Regions from separate parts of the Mus musculus genome. Here region 2 is linked to region 1. The links are chromatin loops, found by intact Hi-C in ENCODE. Cell type or tissue: gastrocnemius. All regions are shown on one strand. Each heading gives the region's core, and the rest is flanking DNA. Links, peaks and the distances in the headings are about the cores only. Region 1 holds the start of Gm15412 (predicted gene 15412). Region 2 overlaps Tenm4 (teneurin transmembrane protein 4).

Evidence for each region. Peaks named below come from ENCODE experiments on the same cell type or tissue, not always from the same donor. Only the 100,000 strongest peaks of a DNase experiment are listed, where the experiment ranks them.
Region 2: it touches region 1 in a loop (7-fold over the local background); 2 of 42 quality-filtered maps call a loop at or near these places.

What each region holds. Positions count from the first base shown.
Region 1 is chr7:96,334,693-96,350,949 of GRCm38, forward strand. The region is part of intron 1 of Tenm4 (teneurin transmembrane protein 4); the gene reads left to right. Gm15412 (predicted gene 15412) reads right to left here and starts at 7,272. Exons shown (of 3, transcript NR_046043.1): 1 at 7,090-7,272; 2 at 5,433-6,069; 3 at 4,791-5,066. In gastrocnemius, for the core only: no CTCF peak of the experiment used is centred there; no DNase peak of the experiment used is centred there.
Region 2 is chr7:96,273,344-96,289,600 of GRCm38, forward strand. All of the region lies in intron 1 of Tenm4 (teneurin transmembrane protein 4), which reads left to right. Among named protein-coding and RNA genes, the nearest start is that of Mir6394, 24 kb to the right of the region's middle. In gastrocnemius, for the core only: no CTCF peak of the experiment used is centred there; no DNase peak of the experiment used is centred there.

The DNA of each region.
Region 1 (16,257 bases), core at 5,026-7,525:
CACATGTCTGGCTTCTCTGCCAGAACTGTGTCACCAACTGTCTGGGAAGCAAAAGAACCTTCTAGAGGCTACCTCGTGATACAAACTATGATCACTCTTCCACAAAGGAGGCCTCTTGATCTTCAAGGATAAACACCTTGGAATAGAGACCCTGCTGAGGAGTAGGAAGAGAAGGGCAGGGCTTGACAAAACAGAGGAAAAGCCTTCTGGGAATCGGCTCAGCTCCTTTCAGCATCCTATCTCTCCGGTACACTACAGTTCTTACCTACTTACTGTGTCTTTGTCTTCATCTGGGGTCATGCAATAAAGGTGCAGAATGTCTCTCACAGATTTGCTCTAGTGAGCTGTAGTCTCACTCTAGTATACAGCTGCAGTGACAAAACCATTACATTAGTCTGATACCATGACTCACATTAAATATGCTTGGATCCCAGAGCACATGTTTATACTAGGAGCAGCTGTGTATTTATACCAATCTACAATTAGATTAGTCCTTCTTGGTGCTTACCATGTTAGGACCACCTGATAGATTTGCAAAAATGCTGATAGAAGGGCCTCACCTAACAGCAGTTCCATCAGAATCTCTGAGTAGGAGGTTTCCAGTGTTGTTAGAAGCTCTCTAAATGGCTAGATTATGTGGCCAAGAGTAAAGATCATGGTATGCACCATATTCTCTGTGACAATATAGATCAAGTTCTAGGTACTCTTTTTCTCCTCCTTTTGTTCTTCAAAATTCTTCCCAGATCTTGTCCAATGGGATGGATTCCCACCTACATATCTAATGATTAAGAACTGATGTGACCAACTGACCTGTACCTGTTCTACATGCACAATGAAAGCTACTAACATTTGCCTCCATTTCTGCCCAACTCTACAAACTTGGGAGTAGATCTCACTTATGTCACTCTGAAGTGGAAGAATCTGAGACTTAGACAAGTTGGCTGGGCCTGATGAGGTCATGCAGGGAATGCCAGAGCCAGAATCTCCATTTGATTCAGGGTGTACTGGAGCTGTTTGGAACAGGCACCAGCAGGTTTCTGAGGTTAAGGGAGACCCAACACCACAGACAAAACTTTGTTTTTCTTTACTACTATCAATTTTACAGCTTTATGGAAAATACAGAGTCTTTATTAATATTTTATAGAATTCATTTCAAAACAATAGTAGCCCTTATTAAGTATGTTTTGTTTGCCAAGAACTATGCTTGGTGATTAGAGCTGTCAATCAGCGCTAGGAGATTGGCTTCAGATCGATCTCCTTGAGGATGTCAAAGGTCATGGACACTCAAGTCTCCTAAGTACAATGCTGTAGTATTTACACATAATCTGTGTTAATCTTTGTACTTAATTAAAATCATCTATGGATAACTTCCAATACCCAAATGTAAATTCTGGGTAAACAGGTGTTAGATGGACTGTTTAGGAGATAGCAAGAATTAAAATTGGCCTACACATGTTTAGTATAGACATGATTTTTTTTCCCCTCAAATGTTTTCAGATCTGATTGTTTGAGTTCCAAGATGCAGAACCCAGACAGCCAACAGTTGTATCCATTTCCTCTTTACCCAGCTGAGTTCCATGATGCCATTGCAAGGCAGGTGTTGCTCCTACAACTAGGATAGAAAGAGAACCAAGTCTTGGGTTGGGTTAATAAGCCTACCTATAAGGTTAAAGTCAGAAAGTAGCAAAGGCAGATTTGAACCCAGGCCTTCCTGACATGAGTCCAGCCACTCCTTAAGCACTCTGCCCATTTCTTGTTTGCAGTGCAATGATGGTGAAATTATCTCATTAGAGCCTTGAGCTCAGAAGGGAGATGGATGACAGGGTGGGAGCCAGGTTCAGGGAGCAGGTGCCAGATGGATGCAAGTGGGGATTGACCATCTGGCAGAAGACTAAACAAACAGCATCCACAGGCTAGAAGGGCTTCTTGTAAAAGTAAAATGTCTCTCCCTCTGCTCCCTGCTCCAGCAATTCCAGCATTCTTTGTATCCCTCCCAGGACATGAGGAGGCAGGTTCCAGGCAATGCCACCCTTCTTCCTGCTTGCAGAGGAACACAGGGTACCTCTGTTGTTGCAGTTTGAGGTCCTTGATGATAGATGGCAGGTCATTTGCAGAGCCTGGAGCTATCATTCATGAAGGACAATGGCCTACTGGGATCTAACACATTTGGAGAAGAGCATGAAATGGACAAAAGGGGGATTATATGAAACAAAGTCAAAGGAAAACTGTTAGGAGTCTTATTTCATGAGCCTTGATTCCAGCAGAGATGAAACACTCTGAAAGAGCTGTCAGCAAATGCACAGAGAGCCCAGAATTGTTCTCTAGCTTCCTGGTGTCCATCACTAGCCAGCATTGTTAGGGACTATATAGAATTTAGCAGAGGATTACCCTTTTGGGAAGTGTGGGCTATACTCTAGTGTGGAGAGGAGTCTGGTGTTTGTGAGGAACTTTACTTTGTATGAGGAACTGGGTCAGTAACTTGAGAAGTATCAGTGGGATCTTTCTTTGTCTGGAGCACTGGTCCCTGTGCATGGATCTGGGAATGTAAACAGATGAATGACTTTGTTTGGCTTGGCTTGGGAACCACTTTCTAAAATGTTAGAAGCCCCACTGTGTAATAGGAGGGAAGTTAATGCTGTATGTATGAGCGTGGGGTTAAGGATAATAAAAACATTCAAAGTCAGAGAAGTAGTCTCAAGCCTGCTTCTTTGTCTTTTGGCTTTAGATCAGCAAGTATCACTGGCCATATAGTCTGATGCTTTCCAACACCTGCTAAGGGTGTGGCTTCTGGAAGTAGGTGGAGAGCCAGGCTTGATGGTAACAAAGCACACAGCTCCCTACCATGAAGGTGCTGTGGCTTGGAAACTGGGCATATCATTAAGTGAAGGGGAGCAGCCCACTTAAGGTCATGCTTAGGTCAGGGTTGTCAGGACTGGGGCACATTCCGCCAAGCACTCATTGTATCTTGGGTCTCCCCATGATGGGTGGTAGCCTTCTGTGGAAGGGATGTTGGAAACACATTTTAATGGGTAGTGAGTGTTTGGTGCTTGGTGCTTACCTGGTTGCATTCAGAGGTGCTATTTATTGGCCAATGCCAAGAAAACCCATTTCAGAACAGTATGGCCTAGATTGAACCATAAGCCCTGCAGTTGCTCCATCTTGATTGGGTATATTCCTTGGCCTCTCTATAACTTGTTTGTGTGTGTGTGTGTGTGTGTGTGTGTGTGTGTGTGTGTGTGTGTGTGTTTTCATCATAAAATACTGAGGCTATTGGGATATAGAGATGGCAGAGCAGTTAAAGATGCCAAGCCCGAGGGCCTGAATTTGATTCCAGGACCCACATGCCAAAAGGAGAGAACTAACTCCTGTTAGTTGTTCTCTGACCCCCACATATGTGCTTTATTAGTGTGTATCCACTCCATCCCACACAATCACACACACACACACACACACACACACACACACACACACTCAAATAAATGAACAGAAAAGGAATGTAATAGGCCATATTTCATAGGGAGGTTATACATATTAAATTTGCAAAATATATTAATACTTGTAGAGCATTAAATAAGATAATATATTTAAGGTATTAATTAAACTAATATATGAAGTATTAGATAATCTAACATACAGCAGTTGCAATAATATCAGGCACATAGTATTTTATACCTGTTTTTAGTTATTGTTATTGTGTACATATGTGAGCAGGTGCACATATATATGTGGAAACATGAACACGTGTGCATATGTATGTGGAGGCCAAACAACAAACTTTGGTGTCATTTCTCAGGAGCTGTCTATAACCTTATTGTTTGAGACATGGTCTCCCATTGGGACCTGGGACTAATCTGTTGGACTAGACTGGTTAGTTTTGGATCCCCAGTTATCCTACTGGCTCCACCTCCCCACTGCTGGGATTACAAGTGCGTGCCAGCACATTCAGGGTTTTTACCCGGGTGCTGGGGAATGAACTCAGGGCCTTGCACTTGCAAGGCTAGAACTATACTAAGTCATCATCCTAGCCCTGTAAAACTGATTATAGTGAAAGCGTGCCCAATGCCCAACTTTGCGCTGATGACAGGGATGTATCAGTGAACATCATATGGCCCTTCCTTCATTCACGCACATTGTTGAGAACCAGCCACATACATGACCTTTCCCCATGACCGGAAGTCATACATCCTCTGAAAATGATTCGGGGAAGTGCAACAGGGAGTCATCAATGGGAGGGATGGAGACCAATCTGCTGAGACAAGGAAAACCTAGAGAAAAGAGTGCTAATTATGAAGTTAAGGACAGGAAATTCTGACCTGGTGAATGCAGATGAGAGCTTGTACCTGCCCTGCCTCACTTGTGAGAGTATAGAGACACTCTGTAGCTAATGAAACAGAATAAAAACTAGAAGCCACTTCTCAAAGCACTGGGGGACTCTGAGGGACAAGGGAACAGAGACTTAAATGACAGGAATGCTGCCCACATGTGGGCAAGGGTGAGGGAGACACACGGAAGCATTCAGATTATTCCAGGAGAGAAACTGTCTGCAAAGGTGCAGAGGCAAGCCTGGCAGTGTGTGTGTGTGTGTGTGTGTGTGTGTGTGTGTGAGAGAGAGAGAGAGAGAGAGAGAGAGAGAGAGAGAGAGAGAGAGAGAGAGAGAGAGAGATTTGCATGAAGACTACAGGGCTCATGGAGGGGATTTGGCCCAGGGGCTTAGAGGATAAGCTGGAGGGGATGTAGTCCTCAAACCAGAGAGTAGCAGGTGAATTTGATTCCACTCCGAAGATTTTTATGGACTCATAAAACTGTATATTGTGAGCTTGTAAAGCATCAATTCAACCCACAGCGTAGGATTAACAAGGTACAACAGAAGCAAGGTCCCAGGAAATAAATAGTGCATCCACTGTATTTGTCCTTCTCCGTTCATCTTTCTGTTACTTGTCTCTCACACTCAGGCCCCAAGATCTCTGAGATGAGAGTGGCAGAGAGCCCAGGAAACCAGCATTTAACATGTTGGGCACACTTCTGAACAGCTGACCTGTATCCCGGGACCACCGCAGACCTGTCAGCTTGAGCAGAGAAGTAGAAAGAGAGGGTTTTGGTGGACTCAGGACTTTGGTTTCTCTGACTCCCTAGCCCTTGCCTAACCTGTGTAGGAAGTATGGGAATTCAGTGTACTAATCAATGTGAGATGCAGAGTCTGCGCCCACTATCGGTTTCAAATGCCCTGTGTGCACAGAGCAACCAGAATGGCTTCTATTGTGTGGACTCCCAGGCAGTGTCTGTCCTGGAGGCTGTGAGTGGGGAAATGATTTATTCAAAGCTCACTCCTGCCTCTCCATGCCTAGGGTAAGCATGAGTGTGGAGAATGCAAGAAGGAACCCCCGCAGACAGGTGCCCTGCTTCCAGCCTGCCTTCTACTCTGTGGTCCTCACCCTTTGCTCTTCCAATCCCCATAAGGCAGGTGCTTCCCACATTCTTCAAAGCTCACGGAGATGCAGTGTGTGAGGTGCCCAGGTGGAACCTGGCACTTCTCAGATCGACAGCCACCACTTAGCTTCTCTCCTTCATTTGTTCCTAAGAGTGACTTTCAAAGAAACCATGGATCCTGCTCACCGGAGTCCTGGCTGTTCTTTGAAGTTCGAAACCCAAGTCTTTCTTATATCTCAGACCCGGGGCCAGTTTTGCATGTTAGCTTGACATCAAGGTGGAGTTGCTGAACTCTCTCCTAGCAGAGAGTTTCTTTGCAGCTTCCTTACTCTGATGCAGGTGGGGATTGACAGGCTGAGTTCCTCACCACAGAGATGTATAGCGCACCCCTGTGTGCAGGCCAGATCTGGGCACAGGGTAAGGATTGATGGACGAGGCAGAGCCCTTTCTTAGCTCTCAGGCTGACTGCAGGGCAGACGAACCATCAGTGGCCGACCTGCTGGGTGTGTGCTGCAGTTGATGGGGACACAGGAACTGTGGTTTCCAGAAGTTTCACAACTGCTTCTGCACGGAGGAGTCAGGACCAGGCTCTCGCTGTCTGACTCACAGGGATCTTTCAGGTCAAGTCTGAGATAGTCAGTTCTGCAAGGCAAGGATATCGGGTGGGAAAGAATAGAACACTTTCAAAACAAAACAAAACAAAATAAAAACCACTGTTACTGTCACTTTAAGAGTTCTCAGATGAGGAAACAGATGCCATGAGAATTCATGAATACCAAATGATCAACAGGACCCCGACAAGTCTTTTCTTTTTCTCTGGGTGTCTCCCCATCCTCCACATGAGCATCCCTTCCAGTTCCACAAGCCTTGATGCACAGTGTGTTGCTCACAGCCTGCAAGCCAGTGTGAAGCCAGCTTGGCTCTCAGTCTATTTATCTTATCTCCTATTTATATTTGGAAGCCTGTTTCTTCATCTGTTAGAACTGCCTGCATCGCACGCCCTGGAAATGTCTCTGTTTACCTTGATGTGCCGTGAGCACGATCCAGGGTTATTAATAAAACAGAGGAGCTTCCCAGCTGCTAGGGCTAAACTACTGCTATAAAATCGAGGGCCACAGTTGAGGGTTCTAGTTGCCCTAGAGAGAACTCCCATACGCTCCACAGGCCCATTTGACCTTAGGGACCAGGGTGGGGCAAGGGACATTGAACCAACCTGCCTGGCAAACAATGCCCTGTTTTACCTTCTCCTGCCTCAGATGGTAGAACTCACATTTCTGAACATCCCATAGACAGCAAACAGACAAGGTTTTGGTTGCTCACTCTGTCTTACCACAAACAGAACAAAACAGCAACCAATATCTCATCAAAACTGTTTCCACTATCTCCTAGAAAGCCCAATTTGCCCATGACAGGCCTGTCTTCCCATGTGGCACCCCCACCATTTTGCACCTTGTCAAATGAGAGCTACCCCTTTGTCTAAGTTTGCCATGATAAATTGCAATCAAATGCAACTTGGGGAAACTGGGTTTATTTGGCTTCCAATAACGGGAGAGAAGGAGAGCAATTTGCTGAGTCAGGGAAAACCTGGAGCAGAGAGTGCCAGTGATGAGGTTAAGGACAGGGAGGAAACCCTGACCTGTGAAAGCAGATGAGAGCTTGTACCTGCCCTGTTTCACAGGTTCTCCTCTTGTGAGAGCATAGAGACACTCTATATATCCCTGATCATGGTCCATCGCTGAGGACAACCAAGGCAGGCTCACAAGCAGAGCAGGAACTCGGAGGCAGGAACTGGAGTAGGGACTGTGGGAAAAGGCTGGTTACTGCCATGCTCCCCACGGCTCGCTCAGCTTTCAGTTATTTCTTTTACCTTTGACATCATAATGCATCACCCAGGGCCACCTGCTCAGAGGTAACACAGTGAACTGGACCCTTGTGCTTCAATCTCTAATCAAGACAATGCCCTATAGACTTGCCCACCCAGGTCAACCTGATGGAGATATTTTCTCAATTGAGGAGCCTCTTCCCAGATGACTCTAGCCTCTGTCAAGATGACAAAAACCAGTATCCCCTGTCACAGGGGTGTGAGGATTTTTTTTTGCCAGTCTCTACCCCTCCCCTCTGCTTCTATATACTCTGTATGGGACACCTCCCAAGTAAGCTTGCCTCCCTAGACTTGCATGTGATTTGGTCTTCTGTGATACTGTAGCTATGTATAACTATTGATACACAGTCCCCAGCTACAGTTATTCAAAGTAAGAATTTGGGGATAGCATACGAGTAACACAATCAGTGGAAAACATTCTTGGAATGATGCGGATTCATTTCTTGACAGCCTAGGGATAAACCATGATACTTTTTCCATGATGCTCGGCAGTGAAGCAAGGAGCTGTCAGTCACACAATCAAAGGGGGAAGCAACCAATCCCCCACAGTGCACTGTTTCTAAGCTAGAGTGGTCAGTAGGATCAGGTGTACTGAGTGCATTTGTGTGTGTGTGTGTGTGTGTGTGTGTGTGTGTGTAGATGAGGAGTGTCTTCAGGTGTCTTCTTCATTTGTTCTCCATTTCGTTTTTTCAAGACAGGCTCTTCCCTGAGCCTAGAACTCCTTGATTTGGCTAGCCTGGCTGGCAATGAATTCTGGGAATCCGTAGTCTCTGCCTCTCCTCCCCCAAGTGCTGGGCTTACAGATGCACACCACTGTGTCCGGCTTTATGTAGGTGTGGAGGATCAGAGCTTTAGGGCTTTATATCTCACACCTGGCACTTTAACAACATGGCCACTTCCCCAACCCCTTAAGTGCATTTTGACTCAGTAGCATTTTTAACTTACAACAAGTTTGTGAGTTTTGACCCCATTATGCAGAAACGAGAGTCTATACACACTGCGAAACCTTTCCAGCCATCAAGATCCCCATTCCTATGCATACCCTCATTCTGATCTCACTGCAGCCTGCCAAGGAGGGAGTGGCTATTCCCTTTTCTCGGCTCCAGAAACCAAGCGGAAGAAATAAATGACTGTCCTGTGTTATGGGTTCAGAGAGTCTCACTCGGGTATGGCTCTGCACAGTGGGCAGAGTGTGGCTAAAGAGGCAGCAGGCACCCATGTCTGGTAAGTCATACTTGCTGTGGAGCCCTGTGCAGAGACCTGCCCCTCCCCTTGGGAGCTCAGTTTCTTCCCACTATAAAGTGAGGTTACTGCCCTAAATCAGAGCTTCTTAATGTGAGTGTATGGCCGGGAAGAAAATAACTGAAAGTTAGCATTTTCTCCCATTGCGAATATAGGCAATAAACCACAATAGCATTAGCAGTTTCTGGGACTTTGTTACCAGGAAGAATCAGATATTTTTGTATCCCATTATAGTTATTGGAGATGCCTCAAAATATCATTTGCACTCATCACTACCTCAAGGTTATGATAGTTATTAGACAAGCTGTTAGATCTTGTTATGACTTAGAAAAGAAATAAAAATATAACAATCACAAATTTCTCATTTTAACATTTTGATAACTATTTCAATATAATTGGTTTCCTTTGTAATCCGATTAGTTTTTATTTTGTGCTTTTAAAAGGTTTTTTCTTTCTTTTCTGGGAAGAGGGTCTACATGTTTCAAGGATCTGCCAAAGGGGTTTGTGGGGCTCCAGAGGTTAAGACCTTGCTGTGTCACCGCAGGAGCCCAGGTCCCACCAGACCCAGGTTCTCATTCATCAGCCTTCCCCCGCCCCTCACTCTAGCACACTCAGCCCCATCTGCTTCCACACCTGAGGCAGCTGCAGAGGTGCTCCCTTGGGCTCCATGCAGCTCAGATGGCATTCAATTTCATCAGACCAGTGCCTTCTGGTCTATAATCTAAGGGAGGCTGATGCTGTCACAGTCATATGGGTTGAGTGGAAGGAGGGAGATGGAGGCTCAAGACTCAAACATGTCTTTTGAGATAGGCAGCATTTAGTGCTCAAATACCTTGGTTTTATCCCTCCCAGATGACATCCTCCTCACCCCTATTCTTCTACAAGGTCCTCATGGGGGTACCACAGATCCAGAGAGTATGGGTGTTTGTTTGTGTTTTATAGGAAAGGGCACAGGGAAGGCCAGAGTCCAGAGCCACAAAGGACAAGATGTAGGAAGAAAGTAAGGATGGTGAAGCAATCAAACACACACACACACACACACACACACACACACAGAGAGAGAGAGAGACAGACAGACAGACAGACAGACAGACAGACAGACAGACACACACCAGAAAACAGAGCTGAGGACAGGCTGGCAGGGGCAGTTTGTTCTAAGGGCACAAGGCACAGAAGAACTTGTGATGGGACCATACCAGAAGATGAGGTGAGAGATGACTATGGCTTCATATAGGGTCACAAGTGCAGGCAGAAGTGGAGAGAAGTGGACAGAAGCTGAGAGAGCCTGAAAAGACAGAACCAGGCGGGCTAAAGGATAGATAGCTAGTGGATGGAGATAGAGCTCAAGGATTTAGGGCAACCTAGGTGCTCCACTTGCTGACATGGGGACCAACCAAGGGAGGCTCTCTAGGAGGAGACTGTAAGGTACCACCATGTGGGTAATAGGTGGTTCCTAGCATCAAGACAATTGTTTCTCTTTTATGCTGATTACATTGCAGTTGAGAAAACACATCACCATCCCATGCTTCCATGGCAACTATTAAACTAGGAGCATAACTTCTACTTTAGGGGTTTTCTGTGATGGTTATTTCAAATATGAAGTAGAAGCATCCGATGCATTATGAGCTGTCCATGGCCCCAGGTGGTCTCTAGCAGTGCTCCAGTCCCCAGGAGTCTCAGGGAATCCCATTACAAAGAGGCACGTCTGGAACGTTTCTCACTTAGGGGATGAAATTTGGAGTCCATAACAAGTCTGGCCATGGTGATGCTGAGTCTGTTTTCTTGCCTGTTGGGCGGGAATACACACTTTTGTCTCTAGCCCTTGAGATTGTGTCACACAATGGCATCGTTGGGTGGAATTCACATAGTCAGTCTCCAGGATTGTCTCTGTGGCTCCTGGTCAGTCCTGTAAGGTCTCTAGCTCATTAGGACCATTAAAGTTGAAGCTCAATGAATTAATATAAAGTTCATGCAATAATTCACCTAGGCTAGAGTGCTGAGCTGAATGAGCTGTGACTCTGGACCCGTCTGCTTCAACCTCCCTCCATCCTAACCTCACCATTCAGGATATCTTCCTCACAGCCATCAAGGGGCTCAAGATCAAACTGGGCCCTGTGCATCCATCGGACTGGGCTGGAGAGATGACTCGGAGGTTAAGAGCAGCGGCTGCTCTTCCAGAGGTCCTGAGTTCAATTCCCAGCAACCACATGGTGGCTCAAAACCATCTATAAACGTAATTTATGCCCTCTTCTGGCATGCAGGTGTACATGAAGATAGAGCACTCATATTCGTTGAATAAATAAATCTTTAAAAGACAGAAGCAAAACAAAACCCCTGACTGCCTCTCACAGATAGAATCAGAGGCCTGAACCTCATCCTTCCTTTTTTTTTAATTTATTTTTTATTAGATATTTTCTTCATTTACATTTCAAATGCTATCCCCAAAGCCCCCTATACCCTCCCCCTGCCCTGCTCCCTAACCCACCTTCCTCCCACTTCCTGGCCCTGGCATTCCCCTGTACTGGGGCATATGATCTTCGCAATACCAAGGGCCTCTCCTCCCACTGATGGCTGACTAGGCCATCCTCTGCTACATATGCAACTAGAGACACAGCTCTGGGGGGTACTGGTTAGTTCATATCGTTGTTCCTCCTATAGGGTTGCAGACCCCTTTAGCTCCTTGGGTACTTTCTCTAGCTCCTTCATTGGGGGCCCTGTGATCCATCCAATAGATGACTGTGAGCATCATCTTCTGTGTTTGCCAGGCATTGGCATAGCCTCACAAGAGACAGCTATGTCAGGGTCCTGTCAGCAAAATCTTTCTGGCATATGCAATAGTGCCTGGGTTTGGTGGTTGTATATGGGATGGATCCCTGGGTGGGGCAGTCTCTGGATGGTTTTTTTCTTCCATCTTAGCTCTGAACTTTGTGTTTGTAACACCTTCCATGCGTATTTTGTTCCCCATTCTAAGAAGGAATGAAGTATCCATACTTTGGTCTCCCTTCTTCTTGAGTTTCATGTGTTTTACAAATTGTATCTTGGATATTCTAAGTTTCTGGGCTAATATCCACTTATCATTGAGTGCATCAGTGAGTGCATTTTTGTAATTGGGTTACCTTGAGAATTGACAAATGGGACCTCATAAAATTGCAAAGTTTCTGTAAGGCAAAAGACACTGTCAATAAGACAAAAAGACCACTAACAGATTGGGAAAGGATCTTTACCTATCCTAAACCAGATAGGGGACTAATATCCAATATATATAAAGAACTCAAGAAGGTGGACTCCAGAAAATCAAATAACCCCATTAAAAATGGGGCTCAGAGCTAAACAAAGAATTCTCACCTGAGGAATACCGAATGGCTGAGAAGCACCTGAAAAAATGTTCAACATCCTTAATCATCAGGGAAATGCAAATCAAAACAACCCTGAGATTCCATCTCACACCAGTCAGAATGGCTAAGACCAAATATTCAGGAGACAGTAGATGCTGGCGAGGATGTGGAGAAAGAGAAACACTCCTCCATTGTTGGTTGGATTGCAAGCTGGTACAACCACTCCGGAAATCAGTCTGGTGGTTCCTCAGAAAATTGGACATAGTACTACCGAAAGATCCAGCAATTCCTCTCCTGGGCATATACACAGAAGACGTTCCAACTTTTAATAAGGACACATGCTCCACTATGTTCATAGCAGCCTTATTTATAATAACCAGAAGCTGGAAAGAACCCAGATGCCCCTCAACAGAGGAATGGATACAGAAAATGTGGTACATTTACACAATGGAGCACTACTCAGCTATTAAGAACAATCAGTTCATGAAATTCCTAGGCAAATGGATGGATCTGGAGGATATCAACCTCATCCTAATCCAGGTGTTTTGCTGCTGTCTCAGATGCTCTGTGTCTTCTTGCCTGTCTGCCTGCATCATCATGGGTCCACCCACATTCCACACCTCCTGCCTGGAACTTCTGTTGGCAAAGACTGTTCCCAACTTCTTTTTCTCATTCATTAGAACAGAGCCTTCACTGGGTTCCACTATTGAGCACAGGACCCCTTTCTTCCATTTTCTGCTCTAGACACGTTTTATGGCCAAAATGAGCAGCTGAAAGGTCAAAGTGGAGCTGGAGAGATGGCTGTCATATATAAATCCCATAATCTACATCGACATTGTGATAAAGAGACCCACTTTATAGATAGAAAATAAGGCTGAGAGGTGCTAAGTAACTTTCTCAGTGTTACATGATAGCTTTGGTACAATCTAGGATTTGACACTGTTGATAAGATAAATGACCATCAGGACCTACCCTCTTACTTTAAGAGCTATTAGCATCTCAGAGGTGCTGGGGGGGGGTGGAGAATCATTCTTTTTTGAGGAGCTCTCCTTTACTCCAGTGGATGGTCACATATCCGTGGATGTATGGTCAGTACTACTTGAACTTAGTGGGCTATGAGGGTAGGTTGGAGTTGGGAGGGGTGTGTTGAGGGCATATGGGGAGAGTCGGAGGGGAAATTAGGGGGTGGTTGTGATCATATTTCATTGTATACCTGTATTAAAATCTGAAAAATAAGTAATTTTTTAAAGTTGTGATTTGGATGCTGATGAGGCCCACGATTGTAACATTTCTCCCAATCACCAGTTTCTTCCCATGTGCAGTCCAGAGAAGGGGGCTGGCAACTGTATGTCAAATGGAAGGGTAAGCATGAAATTGCTGGGTGGAGAAGTTGCTCTTCCAAGCAAGGCTCACTTGCTTGAGTTGTTAAAATTAGAAAGGCTCTCACCTGTTGTTCTGTGGGTCTAGTTGAAAATATTGGCAGCATCCTACAGCATCTTGGATGATTAGTAGACCTCCCATGTTTTAAGATAAATAATAAAAGCCATTATTTCTGTAGCAAACTCCCCCCTGAAAGTAATGTAATGCATAGCATCCAAACAGGAGTGCCTGCAGCTGGGGCAGCTGTCTGGAGGACCTCACTAGTCCCTGGAAAGCTGGTTAATGTTCTAGGGTTTCATTACTGGCTCTGCCAGACCTTGGGGAGTTGTTTGGTGCTGAGGGTTGAGACCTCATGTCTACCGTATCTTTTTTTTTCGTCCTAAATTGCTTCCATCACCCTGACCACACAGACAAGATGAGATCTAAGTGAGAAGGAGTGAGAAAGGACAGGACCTTTGATTCTGAAATGCCCAGGAGAAAGCTCAAGTGAGCATGTTTTGATACCCTAATCAGCAACAGAAGTCCAGGGGTTGAAAATCCATGCCCCAGCAATGATGACCTGGGAAATCACTGCCCATCATTTTCAGGAAGAGCTTCCTCACTCACTCAGACATCTGGTGGCAAGGCTTAGCTTAGATCAACAGAGTTTCCACAAAGCACCTACATCTGAAGAGTGGACACTCAAAGCTCACACAGCATGCCTGAGCCTTGGGGTCCCTGGAGCCTCCTAGATGGAAGCTTCTAGAAGGCTCAGTTTATGCTATTTTCAGCCTTACTATGCTGTCACCAGGGATGTAACCACTCAGGTCTGGCATCTACCTTGATAGAAGGCTGACCCAGAGAATGTCTCTGTCCTCCTGGTAGGTGGCTAGGTTCGGGTGCTTTATCTTCAGCAGTTAGAGTGATGACTGTGGCCCTCCACCTTCCATTCCATTCCCAGCCCTCACAAATTGGCACAGCACAGCTCTGGGATCCAGCTATGATTTCCCCTTCACATTCTTGCTTCTCACTGGAACTGGAAGGCTTCTGGGAGCTAAGGAGTTCCTGACACTCAGCCTAACCCTATAACAATCACCCCACCATCTGGATTTGCATTCTGATGCTGGTTTGCCTAGGCTCCAAATCCTGGTCTTAGAGGGGTATGGTTGTATACTCTTTCAGTCTCAGCATTCAGGAGGCTGGGGGAGGACAATCCCAGGTTCTCAGGCTATAGACTTGACCCTGTCTGAAAGAAACAAAGACGCTAGCCAGGCGTGGTGGCGCAAGCCTTTAATCCCAGCACTTAGGAGGCAGAGGCAGGTGGATTTCTGAGTTTGAGGCCAGCCTAGTCTACTACAAAGTGAGTTCCAGGACAGCCAGGGCTATACAGAGAAACACTGTCTCAGAAAAAAAAAAAAAAGAAGCTAATGAACAGGAGCAAAATCTTGGCTCTATTACTCATTGTATGCTTTTAGGCAATTTTGTAGGCCTTTCAGTATTCTTGTTTCATCTATAAAATAAGGAAATGACAGCATCTAACTCTCAAAATTGTAAATGAAGATTAAATGGAGTGATATTTATAGAGCATTTAGGACAGTGCATGGCCCACTTGGGCTGCTCTGACCATGCAACTAGAACAAGTTGCCTGTAGTATCATAGACAAGCTTAAGAAAGGAAACCCAGAGCTTTTACCTGGTGCCTGACACCATGAAAGACAGATCCATGGCAAGCAACTCACAGGGCTTTGGAAAGTTTCAGGCAGATAGGAGCTGGTAGAAAAGGAACTATGCTGCCCTGGAAATATAGTGGCAGGATCTTAAGGGATCCCGAGGAGAGAGGCACCAGGGGAAGAGGGTGAGCTATGCTGTTGGCAACTCAGGCTACCAGACTGCACTCATCATGATGTTTACCAGCTTTGTTAGATGTGTCATTGTTTCAATATCCCTTTATCACATCTCTGTTAGATGTGACGCATACAAAGACCAAGGCAACCCTGAGGTTCTGTGCTCTTAGTGTCTATCCATCTCAGGTGAAAACATGGGGGCTTACTGATATCACAAATGTTGTCTACAGTCAATAAGCTTGGGAGGGAATGAGAGGCAGGGGTCAACCCCAGGGTCTCACTAAGGACTAAAGAGCACCATGCATGGTCCCCATTACTCTTCCTTAGATATTGAGAAGCAGAAGAGAACTATTTAGAGCTGTGGGAGGTGGCTCACAAAAAGGATATTGAAACAATGACTAGAGTGTTTGAAGATGGGGCGGAGACAAACATGATACTGGTAGTATCTTGATCTTAGTTTCTCAGTGGAAACTTGACTTTGATCAGGACATCAGACAAACTTTGATCTATCTTGGTACCTCCTTCAGGGCCCAGAGAATCCTGATTTGTTGACCTTCCACTTCCATATGCCAGTGGCCTTCAGGGGCTAAAGCAAGTTGTCAACATGTTACTGGCAACTGGAGTAGATTAATTTGAGACGATTCTAAACTGAGCTGAAGAGGTGGCACCACACCTATTAGCATTTCTTTTCCTATTGCTGTGATAAAAGGGAACTTAAGGGAAGAGGTATTCATTTCAGCTCATAGTTCAAGGTACAGTCCATCTTGGCAAGGGCCTTAAGGTCGTGGGAGTTTGAAGCAACCAGTCATATCATACCCACACTCTGAGAATGGTGAAGGCAAGGTAAAACTCAGCTCACTTTCTCTGTCTTATCCAGTCCAAAGGCCACTCTCAGGGAATGGACTCGCCCTCCATTAAGATGGGTGCTCCCCACTGGTGTGCTCGGGGGCCCATATCCCAGGTGATTCTAGGTCTGCCAAGGTAATCAATTGTCCACCTGACTTTTTATTTCCACCTCTGCGACCTTGTTAGGAGAGTGGGTGTGGAGTGAGTTGGGTTTCAGTAATTTTGGTGACTGAATGTTGAACTGAAGACAGGTAGCTACAGGGAGCAGAGTAGTGATGTGAGATGCAGCCAGAGGAGAGCTGAGCCTCTTTTCCCTATATCTG
Region 2 (16,257 bases), core at 8,504-11,003, 58 kb before region 1:
AGGAACAAGCATTTTGTTGCTATTTTACAGGTCAACATGATTCTTAAATAAGTCAAATTACTTCTGCAAGTTTTTTTTTAAGGATTTATTTTTAATTATTTTGGTATGTGTACAGGTGCATGTGTGCGTGCGCATTTGTATGTGCATGTGTGTATGTGTGTGTGGGGGTGTGTGTGTGTATGTATGTGTCTGTGTCCATGTAGTTATGTGCAGAAGAACACAAGGGCTCATGGGACCTAGAAGGTGGCGTATGATCACCTGGAGCTGGCGTTACAGATAGTTGTGAGTCTCTTAATATAGAAGCTGAAAACAGATCTCAGGTCCTCTGCAAAAGGAGCAAGTACTCTTAACTACTGAGCCATCCCTTCAAGTCCTCTTAACTGAAAAAGAAAAAAAAGTATACTGGTGTTTTGCTTTCCTGTATGTCTGGGTACCATGCGTATGCTGGCACCTGAAGAGGCCCAAAGAGGACATTGTATCCCCTGGAACTGGAGTGTGAGAGTTGTGAGGCACCATGTGGGAATCAAACAAACCCAGGACTTCTGTTAGAGCAGCCAGTACTGTAAGCCACCAAACCATCTTTCCAGAGCCCCCTTTGGTGTTTGCAGGTCAGGATTCACACCTGGCTCCTTGATTCTATTGCAGTTCTTTCTGCTTACACCATTGGCTGTGAGAGGTTCAGTGTTGAGTTTCAGATGGGGGCAGTTAACAGCTGTGGGATAGGCCTCATGTCCCTCCCCTTGTTGATTGAATGTAGGGACTTTGTCCAGATAGAACTCTTCTTCTACCAAGGAGAGAAAAATTAGGAAGCTTTGCCACCGAAAGACAGGCCATTCACTATCTTCAACATATAATTTTAACCTCCCCTCCTTGCAGATTTTCTTATTACATTTTACTGCAAAAGAAAATGGTTCTGCTCTTCAGATCCCATCACACCCCGGGATGTCCATCTAGTAGGTATTGGATTGACCTTTAGAGGCTGAGTTTGGAAAAAATAAAAATAAAATCACCACTCAAAATATATTTCACAAGCTGAAAGAATGATACAAACGTTCATCTATCTGTGCCAAACTTTCAGTGACCCTGGCGGAAGTAAGTGACATTCGGCTGCCCAACAAAGGGAGATACAGGACAGGAGCCCTAAGCTAAGCAACAGAGAAAGCCTCTTTTTCTGAAAGTTACTGGGTGAGGGGTGGTGAGGGCTGATCACATTTCCTGTGTGTAGTCCCCAGGAGGTCTCTTGTCTTGTCAGTAACAGCCATTGTCGTTCACAGCAACTCTTTTTTCCTTTGGTGCCTTTCCTCAAGTGCTTACGGGACTTGGAAGCCATAGTACCCAGGCTTGTGTCAAAGCACACTCTACTGGAGGTTCTAGGGAAGGAAAGCCAAGAGCTCAGGCTCCTGGGGGCAGGGCACATGGGTTTTCTCCTTTGGGAATTTTGTAAGCAAGGGAGCTTTCAGGACTGGAAGGATTAGGGATAATCTCAGCAGTGTGGCTGTATTCTATGATGACAGGTGTTTTCAGTGTGCCTGAGCCAGTGGACCCAGCCCATAATATTCCCAGCCAATGGTTAGGTAAAATCCTGGCTTCCATCCAGTTTCCAGTCTAAGTTGTTCTTATTACTTTTTATTTTTAATTTTTATTTTTTAATATTCAATGAAGTTGTACTATAAGAGCACCTTGAAATTAACAGTCTACCAGGCAACATGACTCTTATTAACATTCTTATTCTTTCTGCCAAGGGACCTGCTAACCACTCCAGGTCTCAGGCAGTGTGGTTTGGTGGCACAGGCGACTGAGGCTCAGGTCTGAAGATAAGCCTATTAGTTCTGTTTCTGAGGCTCAGTTGCTGGGTGACCTTGGGCAAAAGTCCCTTGTCTTGAATCTGCTTCTGCATCAGTAAATGGAGGCTAAGTCTCACTCTTGTGGCTTTGGTGAGATCAGATTAGAAGATCTGATTTGCAACTTAGAGAGACTTATGTCTTCCTGAAATGGACTGCTCCAGGCATTTCACAGCCCCCACCTTCCTATCACATCAAGTCACCCTTTGGTTGGGAAGTTTAGATCTTCCTTTGTCTTTTCCCTCACTGTGTTGTCCTGACTGGTCTGGAGCTCCTGACTTCAATGGCCTTCCCACTTCAGCTTCCCGAGTAGGGACTACACGTGTGCACCACTGCATCTAGCCTTAGATCCTTCCGAACAAGATGATTTGCTCAGGCTGAGACTGACCTTCATATGATGCAGAAAACAGGCACTTGAGAGGTGGCTTTCATAAACTACCACTGAAAGAGTACTTAATGTGGACAAAGCTTGGTTGGTGACTAGGGGCTTCCTGCATATCCCACTAAAATCTCCGTGGTTGCTCAAAGAGAGGTGGTACTTCACTTCAACTCTGAGTGCCCACACACGCACACACATGCACACACACTGGAACTGAGTCTGAGAGAAGTTCAGTAGCTTAGTCAAACACACACAAATCAAGTGACAGAACATGACACTGTGTCAGCTGACTTCTCAATCCATTACATTTCCCAAGGTCTTAGGTGCCTCCCATATCCTGTCAGAACCTTGAAAACTAAGGCAGAGCTTTCAATTTTTATCAGTCTGATGGTTGTGGCCACATCTTGTTGGATTTTTATATTTTCTTGTTTTGAGTACAAGATCAATTTGCCTGTTAGCTTTTAGGGCCTCTGTTATTGACTTCTAGTTTCTTTGTCTATCTGTTAATGGGGGCTCTCAAGTTTTCTTATATTTTGGAAGGAACTTCTAGTAAATTCTAAATATTAATTTTTGTTAGTGGTAGACAAGTATCTTCTCTAAAAATGTATCTATGCATGTAAATTCCATAATCTTTGAAGTCTGGAATTACTACACCCACCCCTTTTTTAATCTTAAAATTTATGTTTCTGCAGGTTTAAGTTTTGTTATCCCCCACAAATGAAACTTTCTTCTTTGCTTTCTTTTAGTAACTTTGGAAAGCAAAGGAAGGTTAGACATGGGCCTTTAGTAGAAGGCCCAGACCTTATGAATCTCAAACTGACCTCATAATTTTTGGTTCCTTCACAGGACCCTATACACCAACAGGAAAGCAAGTAGATGAGGGAGGGGCTCTAATTAAAATTTTCCACTTTTTAATTTTTCTGAACTTCAAGGGTACTCACCTCTCACATCACAGAAGCAATAGTTAATGAGTAGAGGGTCCCCGGGAGCTCTGTACTGTAACAGATCAGTCTCCATCACCACTGTAGTCTGTTGGTCTATGAAGTTAGGCCTAGAGGCACCCAGTAGACAGAAGAAAGGAGACAAGACTGAGGGGTGGGTAACAACAGTGTAGTTGACCCAGGCCTCCAACTCACTGACCCCTTCTCAATGCAGAGGCACCCAGAAAAGCAAGAAAAGCAAGCAGGAGGCAGGCTCAGGGCCCGAGGAGAGCTCTGCTTTCTTGCTGGTTATCCCTCTTTGGGGGAACTTAAACACATGAGTCTGATTTAACAACAATTTCTACAAAAAGCAAACTAGGTTAGGATTCCAGTCTCACACTCTGTGATATATGGTTCCCTTACTAAAGGAGAAACACACACACACACACACACACACACACACACACACACACACACACACACACACAGAGAGAGAGAGAGAGAGAGAGAGAGAGAGAGAGAGAGCAGGTAAGGAAGTCCAGAGCAGCTTATGAGTTGGAGACCCGGGGTCAGTTTTAACTGCTTCCTGGAGAAAGACTCAAGTCTTGGAGGTAGGCAACCCAGGGTGCAGGCTGAGCTCTACCAGATATGGATTAGTAATCACACAAACAAGCAGAGCGTGTTTTTGTTTTTTTGTTTTTTTTATGGTGGCTAGTGTTGTACATCGTAGGGGAGTTTTTTGATCTACTATTCAAAGGTACTAGAAGGAAATTGGCACAGGTCCACAGATAAATCCAAGTTAACCTGGTAAAATGGGAGAGGTTATTGGATATACAGAAGGATGGAATGGAAAGAAAGAAAGAAGGGAGGGAGGGAGGGAGGGAGGAAGGGAGGGAGGGAGAGAGGAAGGAAGGAAGGACTGTGAGTTTGGGTTTCTGAAGCTCTCTGTTTCTACGCACCAGTTCTCTTCCCTCCTGGCCCAGGGATCCTGATAGTAAATTGCTAAATCTGGCAGGAGAGCATGAGGAAAATATCTTTTTCCCTGCCCATCAATTGTCTAAGAGTTTCACTTAAAGCCAAGCACATGCTCTACTGAAGCGCTCACCTCTGGCCTCCTCAGCTTCTTTGAACCCTATCACTGGTCCTTGGAAAAGGAAAATGAAAAAGGGGGGGGGGCGAGAGGCCCTGAGCGTAAGAGACGTGAATCATGCTGAACCGCAATGCTCCTCTCTGAACCTTGCTAGATGAGAATTATACATGCTGATTTCACCCGCTACTTAACTCAGGGGGTGACAGGCTGCAATTGAAGAGGCTTCAGCCAGTTAAGTGCCGCAAACCCTTGCACGGGTTCTGAAGCGGCTTTCAGAGCCCTGTGATTCGGGTTGGTAATTTGGTGGTGGCCTTGCTAGTGAGTCTTGGCTCTTCCTTAAAGAAAAAAAAAAAGGTTTCATCCCCTGCTAGGATGTAGCCTGCTCTTTTGTTGTCTAGAGACTAGAGACAGTTACAAGCAGAGAGGGTGGGGAAGAGATTTTATAAGGAAAGAAAAGAAAACGAGAATAGACTTACATGACCAGAAATAGCCTGTCCATAGAGCTGTCTTCTTACTGGAATTGGGAAGGCAAAGGAAGGGGAGGCTAATATTTGTCTGTTGTTCACTGGGTTGCAGATTCCTATCACTCTTGACTTTTGAACTCCACATATCTCCACAAGACAGGTGTTGTTACTCCTATTTTTTAGGTTGGAAATTAAGGTTAATCAGCTTGCCCAACACAATGACAACATGGTGGTGTGGATGCTGACAGTGACGGTAAAGCTGACATTTCTGTGGCAATCAATCTCTGCTCTCAGTTCTTTGTAGGGACTGTGCTCACTGACTGCCTCCTCACCGTACAGGGGCGGTTAGCCTAAGTGTTTTTCCTAAGAAAGCCTGTGTTGCTAGAGAACGGAAGGATTGACGAAAGACGTCCAGTCTGAGCAAGGCTTGCACTCTGACTCCTAGGATGAAAGTGGGAAAGAAGATCCGAAGGGCTGCAAATACACATGATCGCCACACTGCGCCCTGCGCCTGCTTCTGGGAGGGGACAGTGCTAGGTACAGTGGTCTTGGGGTCACCCGAGTGCTGGCTGCCTGTACTTGTTGCTTCAGCTTTTCCTGTATTGACTGCTCACTGTCTCCCGTCCAGGCATGTGGAAACTGACGCTCAGGAGGTCAAGTGATTTACCCAAAATCATACCACTAATTGGGGCTCTGGGCTACTTTTAAGCTAGATGATTTCCTTTGCTGGCTCATCTCATTAAATTTAAAGAACTATTCCTGCAGGCCTGATCCGTTGAACAAACAGTGGCTCAACAAAAGCTGCACAGCTGCCCTTAGCAGCTCTTGCTGGGGGCCTGAGGTGAGGCTGGCTAGGCCTGCCTCAGAGGACTCTTGAGTTTTGGGGTTCACTGTGAACTTGTTCCTTCTTGCTCCCTCCCTAAGGAGCCACAGAGAGCCAGAAATGGCAGGACTTGGCTTCTACCCCTTAAGTAAAACCACAGCAGCCTCCACTTGCCTTAGTCAGATCTAGTTACAGCCAGATAGACATCAATTTTTATTGCTGTTAATTCCACACAATGAGGGTTTAGACTCTTGATCCTGAGAAACAAAATATGGCCCCCAAAGGGAAGATCAAGACCTATCCAAATTGTCTTTTTTTTTTTTTTTTTTTTTTGCTGCTTTAAGAAAGAAGCACCTGCCGCCCCCCCCCCCAATACCAGGACATTGGAATTTCACATTTGTTTCCTTTCTCTCATTATTCCACATATTTGAATCAAAATGATGATAAATTGCTCCATTGTAGATGGTTTCAGCCGGACATTGATATATTGGATTAATTGGATTAAGACCAATGAGGTTTTCCAAATCCCCAATCCATATAGCCAATAAAATAATAACAAAATATGTATGTTCACACACACACACATATATATATATACATATATATATATATATGTATACAATATGTTTATTATACACACACATTCATTGAACATAGATGAGTATACAAATGTATGTATTCACAAGTACCTGTAGAAAATAATAGCAGTTCTTCCATGGTACCTAATCAATAACAGATGTGTACCAGGCAAGGCTTGCCATGTGCTATCTCCTGGTAGAAAAAAATAGAAGTTCTAAGGAACTATTTTCTTAGACTTTTCTGGAGAGGGTGAGTGAGGAGGCAGGATAGGGATGGGGTGAGAATGAAAATGATCAGGCACCAGAGCCATGCGCCATGCTGTGTTAGTACCCTCTTCATGGCTGTTTCATAGGGAAGGATTCAGGTAGCCCTTGACTAGAACATCCTCCATGTTCATGTGGAGGTAAGAAGGGAAGAGAACACATCCCTGCATGCACAGGGATGCCTTTATATGTACACACACAGATCCCCCTTGGCTTCCCAATCTTACCATGTGATTTCCAAATGGGACTGTCAGAAATTTTAAATGATGGGTATGGCTCTCATAAAATTTCTCTCAGACAACCTGTCTTGGTAGAGTCTGAGCTCAGCAAACTTCAGTCTAGTGACCAAATCCAGGCCAGCCCCACATCTATTTTTATATGACCCATGCATGTACTAAGGATAGCTCCTATGTTTCAAATGTTATGAGGAAATAAAATCACAAGAAGAATATTTTGTGGCCGGTGAAAGCTGTGTGAAATTCAAATTTTAGTGTCCATAAATAAATGTCTTTTGGAAGACAGCCACACACGTTTGTTTCCATGTTGTCGGTGGCTATTTGGGGGCTGAAGTGGTAACACTGCGTTGTGACAGAGACCGTAAGCTGTGGGCTGGGAGTCCTGTGCCTCCTTACTTCCTTTCTTTGCTCCTGCTGGGTTCTCTGCTCTTGTGTGGGCACCCCAACCCCATTTCTCACAATCCAGCTCTCCAGGCTGATATCGAGGCCACTAATTCTGGGAGGTGAAACCTTTTCCCACATATCCCCTAATGCCAGTGGGAATTTGGAACTGGTTACTCAATCTGTCTAAAGTTAAATTTAACCATCTATAAAACAGGACTGATAACACCTATCCTTTGGGCACGTCTCTCAGCAAGCATGTTCTTAGTTGGTGTTACTAGCCCTGATTGAATGCATGCTACAGAATTTAGTGTGCCCCGAAAGTTGGCCTATCCTACCAGGGTACCATGACCTAGAGTCATTTTACATGGCTTTTCTCTCCTTGAGGACATGTAGAATATCTTTATGTATCTTCAGCCTGGTCATGGGAAGGAGTCCAGGAAATAGTCTCAGCACATATGAGTCATAATCTCCCTTTGTAGTCACAAATGTCATAAAAGCACCCCCTTACCTCTTTTTTGTTCACCTCCTCGGAGAGCTGTTCTGTTACCATCCCCTGCCTGGATTCAGGTCCCACACTGTTCTAATTTATTTTATTGACCTTTCTAGTTGCTGCCATGCTGGCAGAAATTTAACAGCCAGCTTTCCGAAAGGAAAAGAAGAGTGGTCTGTGTAGTGTTTGCCAATTTCTCTGATGTTCTCACAGTAGCCAATCTGTGCCTCCTGACATAAGGCCTCTGTGTGTGGGGCTGCAAATTGGGACACACAAATTGGTCTCTAAGCATGTATACGATGTCACACACAACCTGCTACTCTACGTTCAGTGACTTAGCTGCTTCCTGTTGATCTCAGCAAAAAAGCTCCAAGTCCTTAATACTTAATACACTTACAGACCTCACAAATTAGCTCTGCTACCTACCCCCCAGGCTTGTCCCCTCCCCGGGTCTGTCTGTCTGTCTATTTCTCTCTCTCTCTCTCTCTCTCTCTCTCTCTCTCTCTCTCTCTCTAGTCATTCTTCTGAGCTCCACACACCATGCTCCTCCATCGCCTCTGTCTTCCCAGGTCTTCCAAGATGCTCTGGAACAGCTTCCTTGTTCCCATGCTCTAGGTACCTTCTATTGGCCTGTACTTTTGGCTATTGCAGTAGATTACTAATCTGCTCAGTTATCCATTGCTACTGCCTGTTTCCCATCAGAGTATAAGCTTCAAAATACAGCACCCATAACTCACATTCCATCCTGGGGTCCTGGGTCTCTGGCATGGGGGAAGCTTAGAGAATCCTTCTCAGAAGGCTGCAGGGCCCAGCCTTCCTGGGTATTTGATTTCTGTCTTGGGCATAATTTCTAAATACTTGGATCTTATTTACTTTAATATCTTATGTTTTTAGAACTCATGATTTGGTGGCTTCTGGGAGCACTGAGGCTATCTCCTACCAGAATATGACAAGCCTCAGATGGAGAAAAAGTTGACAAGCTACATTTTTAAGATGATGAAGCACTCTGTCTCAGTTCTTTGGAAGGAAAGTTATCCATCAGAATCGTCCTTCCTTCATGTTGATGGGACAAATGTTGGTGCTTAACATCCTAGCTCAAAACCCCTTGGGCCTGCCATTTTTAGTGGCAAAAATTGAAAAACAATCTGTTATTCCTGTGTTGCTAATTCCATGTAATTTTCTCCAAAGTGAGAGTTGCAATCCATCCCATATTTGTCCTACAGTCAGAGGATCGTGGATTATTGGGGAAAAAAACCCTCTTTGGGAGGCTTTTGAAATATGTCTCCCAAAGGTTTTTGTTTTCCTTTTAAAAACATCTACAGTTTTTTTTTAAAGTGTGCCTATTGCATCAAAAATGGTGCTAGTGAATAACTTTGAGTATCTCTATTCAATTCTCTTGGGAAAGGAGAATTATAAGATGACAAATTCCAAGTGGTTTTTGAGTGAAGGCATAGGCTAACTATGAGAACATTGTAGCTAGAATTGTGCATGTATGTGAGACTGAAGTAGGGTTAAGTTGCCTCCCTGGCATGTTCTGATGTATGGTTTTGGGGCCCATTATAACCCCAACACTATGTGATTATAATATTTCAAGGGGTTGCTATTGAATGAAACATAATGGTGTAACAGGTATTAGTGTAAGAACCATTGCTATTAATAGCGTATGACAATACATTGCCTACTAGCAAATTGGCCTTACTTTGATTTTACTATACTTTTCTATACCTATGAGAATTTTAGTTAAATCTATGTGAAATCTGAAATTGCTCCTTACAGAGATAACTGGGGGTGGGGTGGAGATATCAGACTTAAACAAGAAAGAAGTGATAAGACTATGAAGGGAGCAGGAGAAAAGATGATGATGAGAGGAATCTCAAGCTCTCTGTCTCATGTCTTGCCTTCCAGACAGAACCATGAAGCTTGTGGAGTATACTGAGATGTAAGGAAGGGTGACAGTGATCTGATGTGCTTGAGAAAGCACATGTAGCCTGGGACCCTAGGGACCAGTGCTGTTCCCTCCACTGTTATATGTCTGTGCCCAGCAATGGCAGGCTCTGACACACAGCATTAACAAAGCTTGCATGTGTTTAACAAGTGGTTTCTGTGTCCAGATCTAAGAATACTCTTCCTCCTTCTTCATGGATAGCATTTGAAAAATAGCTCCTCAGTGATGTCACTTGGATAAAATAAGGGTCACTCCAAGAATTTGCTGCTTCAATCAGCAAAATACCCTTTGCTCTTGGGGAATAAGATGGATTGGGCAAGTAGAAGGTGGCTCCAACTGAAAACAGCCATGTCTGTGAATGTTAAGATGAATGGTAAGACTCATCCCTTTGGACTAAGAATCACTTACCACAAGGCACACGAAGTCACGGGTATGTCATTAAGACAATGGGGAAGAAAGATCTCCAAGTGTTTCTAGCCATCTAAGATTAGTATCTAAAGAGGAAATATGTAGTCCACTGCTACTTAAAACCATCATAGATGTAATAGCTTCTCTTCTTAAAGTATGTAGAAGATATATCATCACCATTATTATTACTAGCAGTAGTAGTTTCATTTAGTAAAAACATGAGAAGATTTCCTAAGTTTCTTTATAATCTTGATCCATTCCCCCCAAATAATTATGAAATGCACAGTCTGTGTAGGTCTGCTGCTATGGCCACACACTGAAGTCCCTCATAACGACTGTATCATTTAAACCTTCCCCTAGTTGGGCTAGATGTGTGCTTTCTTTCCACTGCTCAGAAATACATGGACATGCATTTCAGGGAGAGATTCAGAGACAGCTGAATTCCAGAGACAGACTGTACCACAGAATCATAAGTTGCAGGACCACAAGTCAAACTGAGGTCAGCCAAACTCCAAAATAAAGCCAACATCAATGCATCACAAATTTTCTGACATTGTACACTTTCAAGTGTATGTCGTTTTGCTTTCCGACTGGGGAATGAAAGCTCGAATCAGAAAGAATCTAAAATGATTTAAGGTAAACTAAATGGGCTGGGTAGGGACAGTAGCAACAGTGAACCCACAGCCACCGTTGTCAAGCAGACAGCCCTTGCTCATTATAATAATTTTAAAAAGTAGGTGTTCTGACATTATTCTGTTCATTGTTCCAAGAAAAGTTGGAACCCCAAATTTCCATGTGAAAATTTGTGTTCCTAATCTGTTATCAGTTTATTTGACTAAAGCAAAATACGGTACAAAGTTACAGTTTGGAAGAATAGTTTGATGTCCCTTCAAAGGTGTGAGGTGCTGTGTATGCTAAGTCCCCAGATATGGTTATTACAAGATGTGTGCACATTGAAATGTCACACAATGCTCCATAGACATGTACCATTGTTACATAACAATTACAAAACAGAAACGAAGCTAGCTGTGGGGGTATGTGTCTGTAGTCTCAGCTCTCAGGAGCCCAAAAAAAGAGACTGTGAGTTACAGGGAAAACAAGGCTACATATACTATAACACACACATACACACACACACACACACACACACACACACACACACACACACACAACCAAGGGAAAACCTAAAACAAAATGAGAAGTGGGTTTTTTTGAGCAATTGAATCTCTGTGTGCAGAGTGTGTACATGTGTGCATGTTCAGAGGAGAAGATCAGACATTCTGCTGTATCGCCTTCCCAGTATCAGCTTGACATAGGGTCACTGACCCTGGAGCTAGGCCGGCAGCTAGCAAGATCCAGTGATTTTCCTGTCTCTGACAACCACTTCAGCCCTGGGGTTAAATGCACATGTATAGCCAGCCATGTACAACTTTCTATATAGATGCTTGCAATCAAGCTCATGTGTCCTGCTTGTGCAGCCAGAGTTCTCACACACTGCCTCAGTCCTATAGACGAAACACATTTTAAAAGAGAAGAGAAGATAATGGAGAAGAGGGAGAAAGAGAGGTGAGGGGAAGGAAGGGAAACAGAAAAAAAAAGGGCACAAAGCAATAGAATATATAGGAGTAGTCTACCCCAGGGTGATGTCAGTGGCTAGGCCTCTATTATCTCTTCATCTGTCTTGTGAGAGTGGTCAGCAGAGAGGCAGTGTGCTTGTTCCAACTGTACAACACGCATTTGAGAACACTCACCTGGGAATATTCTTTGGAGTAAGAAAATGGACCACACCAGGAAATCAACTTAGTCTTAATTAAAGTCCATTGGCTACCTATGTTAATACCACTTAATCTTCCAGTCCACTGATGGATATTGTTGTCCTTGTCTTTTGCTGATAAGAGAACAGGTTTAAAGAAATTGAAAGCCTGAGCCGGGGTCATAAGACTTTGAACTAGCCAGGTCTGCCTGACTTCTAAGTCTCTTCTCCTAATCTTTGCACTGTCCTGTCTCCTCTGGGCTCTATAAGCATTGAAGACCTTCTATGGACATTGCTTTATTCAGTGCCCTTTGTTCGCCAGGGCAAGATGTCAGAGAGTGTGGGAACTTGTTCTAGAAATAAACACCTTGCCTGGAAAAGCATCAGTCTTCCAAGTAAAGTGCTTTGTGTATCGTAAAACCTTCAATTTAGCTCCATTATATTTTAGGTCCATGAGGAATAGATTGCAGCTCCTGCTTTCCTGCTGATTAGAGCATCCTATTTACGTGTATACAGTACCTATTAGACGGTGAGCTTTGCAGAATTAGCTCCCTGATGAACAGGTATTATTTCCCCCTCGGCTGACACTCAGCAGCTGTCTGCAGTCATTGTGTTCAAGTTCACCCGAGCCTAGTATGCTGGGACAAACAGTGCAAAACAGCTTGCCTTCTAGCCCAGAGATGGGTGAGGCCAAGTCCTATGGAATATACCTTTTGTTACTAGGTGAATCTGGGCAGCCTGTGTAATGACTGGGCCTCATTTCTTCATCTGTTAAATAGGAATGATCTTTTTCCTAACCAGTTCAGGACCTGTTCTTGAACTTCTGATGGTTCCACGCCTTTGCTCCAGCCCCTGCTACTCTCCGTCACAGAATCTGTTCTGTGGACTTCTGAGTAAGCATGTGTCGGATGTCTTACTTATTTTTGTCCAGATCCTGTTTCTGGATAGTCTGTTCCTTCTTGACATCGATCAGAACCGTCACTTCCACTGTATATCAAATTACAGCCTCTCTCTCTTCCCTACTGCCTAAGCACTTACCTCTCTAGTATTCCTACACTATGGAGAACAGAGCTTGATATCGGGCAGGCCAACTGTTTCTTCTTTCTTCACGGTAGCTCATTTGTGTTGATCAGGGTCTCAGCTAGGAAGAGATGGCCCATCAGAATGGGTTGACTGAAGAGAGTTTTGTCAGCTGGTTATGTGGAGAAATGGGAGCCAGGACATGACAAGCCGTGGTGAAGAACTCAGAAGCTAGCAATGGTGAGGCGTCATGGCTACCCTGTGCCTAAGGGATGAGGAGGATATGCAGGACATGGAATAGCCCAGAATGATTTGTGAATGGCATCTGCCTGTCTGTGTCCCCAGCGCTGGGGCTATATGCATGCACAATCACGGCTAGCTTTTATAAGGGTGCTGAGAATTCAATCCTCTTGCTTTTACAAGTACTCTAATCCACTGAGTCATTTCTCCACCAACCCCCGCCCCCAATCATTTTAAAAGTAGGTCCATTCTACGTATGGTGGCATGTGTCTATAATTCCGGCATTCTGGAGGCTTTGGCAGGATTTAAGGGCAGCCTAAACCAAGTAGACAGACCACCACACTAAATGGAAAAACTGATTCACAGTACTCCATCTGTTCCACTTTCCCCCACCTACCACTTCCAGTCCAACCCTTCATGATCAAGAACTCAACCCTTCTTCTCCAACTCATCCTATTATTTTAAGTTGTCTCTTAAATAGTCTAGATGTTAGTACAAAAATACTCAGACTTAAGCGACTTATAAAATAATATAGTAACCTCCACATATTCACCTTCTGAATTCAGGAATTGTCAGTATCCTATTTGTCAGATTATTTCATTTGTAAATACTTTGGTGAGTGTCTAAATAATTCAAGATTTCCCCTGAAGTTGGAAAAAAATCAAACATGAGATTATGCGTTCATTACTACCAAATACTTAGTAGTGTCAGGTGTCTAGGAAGTGTTCATATTTCTCTGATTGGCTTACAGAATTTTATAGTTTGCTATTCCAAATACTATAATTGTTCCATGCCATAAAATAAATATTCCTTTCACTTAAAAAAAAAGACAGCTTTCAAGATATACAAAAATATAATGAAAGAAAAGGTGGGTTTCTGATAACCAAACCATTAGGAAGACCCAGCACAATACCTGCCCCATTGTTCCTAGACACAGGGCCAGCATATGTTCTGAATGGAACTTTTCACAAATGTGTGCTTTGACACGCCTATGATCACAGAGTAAATACAATCTCCATTTGGTAATAAGTGTTTGTCATCAGGCCTACTGATGATTGATGTGGCTTACTGCTTCTCCTCCAGGTCCCCAGAGTCCCCAACCTTGACCACAGCCTCTCCTCTTTTTAGCCTATAGCTCCTGCAGGGAGATCTTCATTCATAGGCTGCCCTGTAGTTATGGCTTCTCAGGCCTTAGAGCAAAGTGATGTAACGCTGGCATTTACTCAGCTGACACTGTGCTGAAGGTCACTTAAAAATATTTATCATTTAATTTCCTGAAATTGTCTAACATATATTGACGGGAGAGGAGAGTTTTGCAAAGAAGATGAAGAAATAATTGTTCTAAAGACTTGGAGTTTATTCATGCAGCGGGATGCTCTGATTATAGATCGTGTATAACCCAGACCCAGAAGCAATGAGCAGGGAGTGCCATACCAGAGCTGTGTGTCTGGGGATAGCCCAGGTCAAACAGCCCTGAAACCAGGCAAAGATTTTACATTTTTAAAAGCTGATGTCTGAGCCAACTCTGAAAGTGGCCTCAGATCAGATGTATTTACACCATATCTGCTTATTTCATTTGGTCAATTTTGTGTGTATGTATATATGTGCACACGAGTGTGTTTGTGTCCATGTATACACAGATGTGCATACAGGAGTGTGTGTAGAATCCCAAGGACAACTTTGGGCATCGCTACTCCTCAGGCTCAATCCACCTCAGGTTTTGAGATAGGGTCTCTTTTTGTGACCGGGAGCTTGCCTTCTGTAACTGTCTCTCTGGTGACATAATTGTAAGTGCACTTTCCCACGTCCAGCTTTTAATGTGGTGCTAAAAACTGAACCCTTAAATGTGTGTTACTTTCTGAGCTGTCTCTCCAGCCCCCCAGAACCTCATCTAAATCATGAGCCTCGTTGACAACACAGAGACTATGCGGGATTTGAGAGTGTGCTTTTTTTTTTTTTAATTTCCAAATAAAACAGCCCTCAGTCAAAGGTCAGGTTATGTTTATTGCTTAATTTGGTGGCAGATTTTATGAGGAACTGTCTACAATGGCCGCATGAAGAATGTAGGTGGAATTCGCCTACCATGTAGCACGAGGAAACAATTCTTCCTGCTTTCTGCTTCTGTGCTTGCTGAAGTGGGGGTTGGAGGAGAGGGGGGGAGAAAGGTCTCTGACTCACACCCAGGCAGCTTCTGATTTCTATAAAGTAGATGCAACACCCCATAATTCTACTCTTTAGGTAGCACATTCATATTCCCAAAGGAAACGTCCATGACTATAGTAGACCATGGTGAGGAGGGGCTGATCTCATTAAACTATGATATCCATTATCCATTATGGATATGTAGTATAGGAACAATTTCTAAGAGCAAGCACCCAGTCATGAAACTAAGTTTAAAAAAAAAAGAGTGCATTGTTCTGTCAGACATAAAAATGAATGGCAGTGGCTCTGCCCGATAACTCCTTTCCTACAATAACACTTCCATCACTCAGGACTGACAGAGGTAATGACGATAATAATGACCTTGACTCATTTGTGAGCAGCACTTTGCTGTTTACAAAGCCCTAGCGTGTCTATTACCTCACTTGATCCTCCTAATGGCTTTACTAGACAGATAGATGGGGCTTATTGTTTCCATTTGCTAGGGGAGGGGACTGAAGCTTAGGGGGCCTGTGTGCATTAACTTTGGTTCTATGGTGAAGACAGTCAAAGTAGAAGTGTGAGCATCCCCAATGTCTAGGACTGGATGTCCTGCAGAGCAATGTAGCACTGATACAGAAGGCACTCTGTTCTAGGCATAGGGACAGCATTTCACGGGAATGTCTTTATTTGGTGCCTACAGTCCATCCTGATGCCTCTTTAGGTGAGAGACTTGGAAATGGAGAAAGTTATCACTTGCCTAAGTTTACCCAACTGGATGTGTAGACTTGAACCTTGAGACCCTAAATCCCTAGTAACTTCCTCTAGCCCTCACTCTGGCAGAAAAGACTATGGTCAAGAGATGGTCAAGGAGGCAGGTATTGGTTATTTCCTTGGAGCTATTCCCAAACAGATAGAAGGGACTCACTGGTGAGCACCCATATTGTTTGTTGTCCAGATTTTGCCGAGCACAGGAAAAGATCCGTGAGTTAAGCCACCATTGCCTAGCGTAACCATGGCGTCTGAAGTTGAAGGTATAAAGACCACAAGAGAGGGGCTGCCTCAGGCCTCTCAAGCCTCTGAGAAAATGCGCTTCCGTCTTAAGTTTTAGATCCTGGCTGCTAAAAGCATCAGAGTAATTTTCATTTCTCATCTTGACAAACACTCAATTGTATGAATTTGTTCCACTGAGGTCCCATGATTCATCACACTGGTCTCATATGTCAATGTGAGCTGCAGCTCAGCTTATATTCAGCTAGCTGGGACTTTAGCTGAGGCACTTC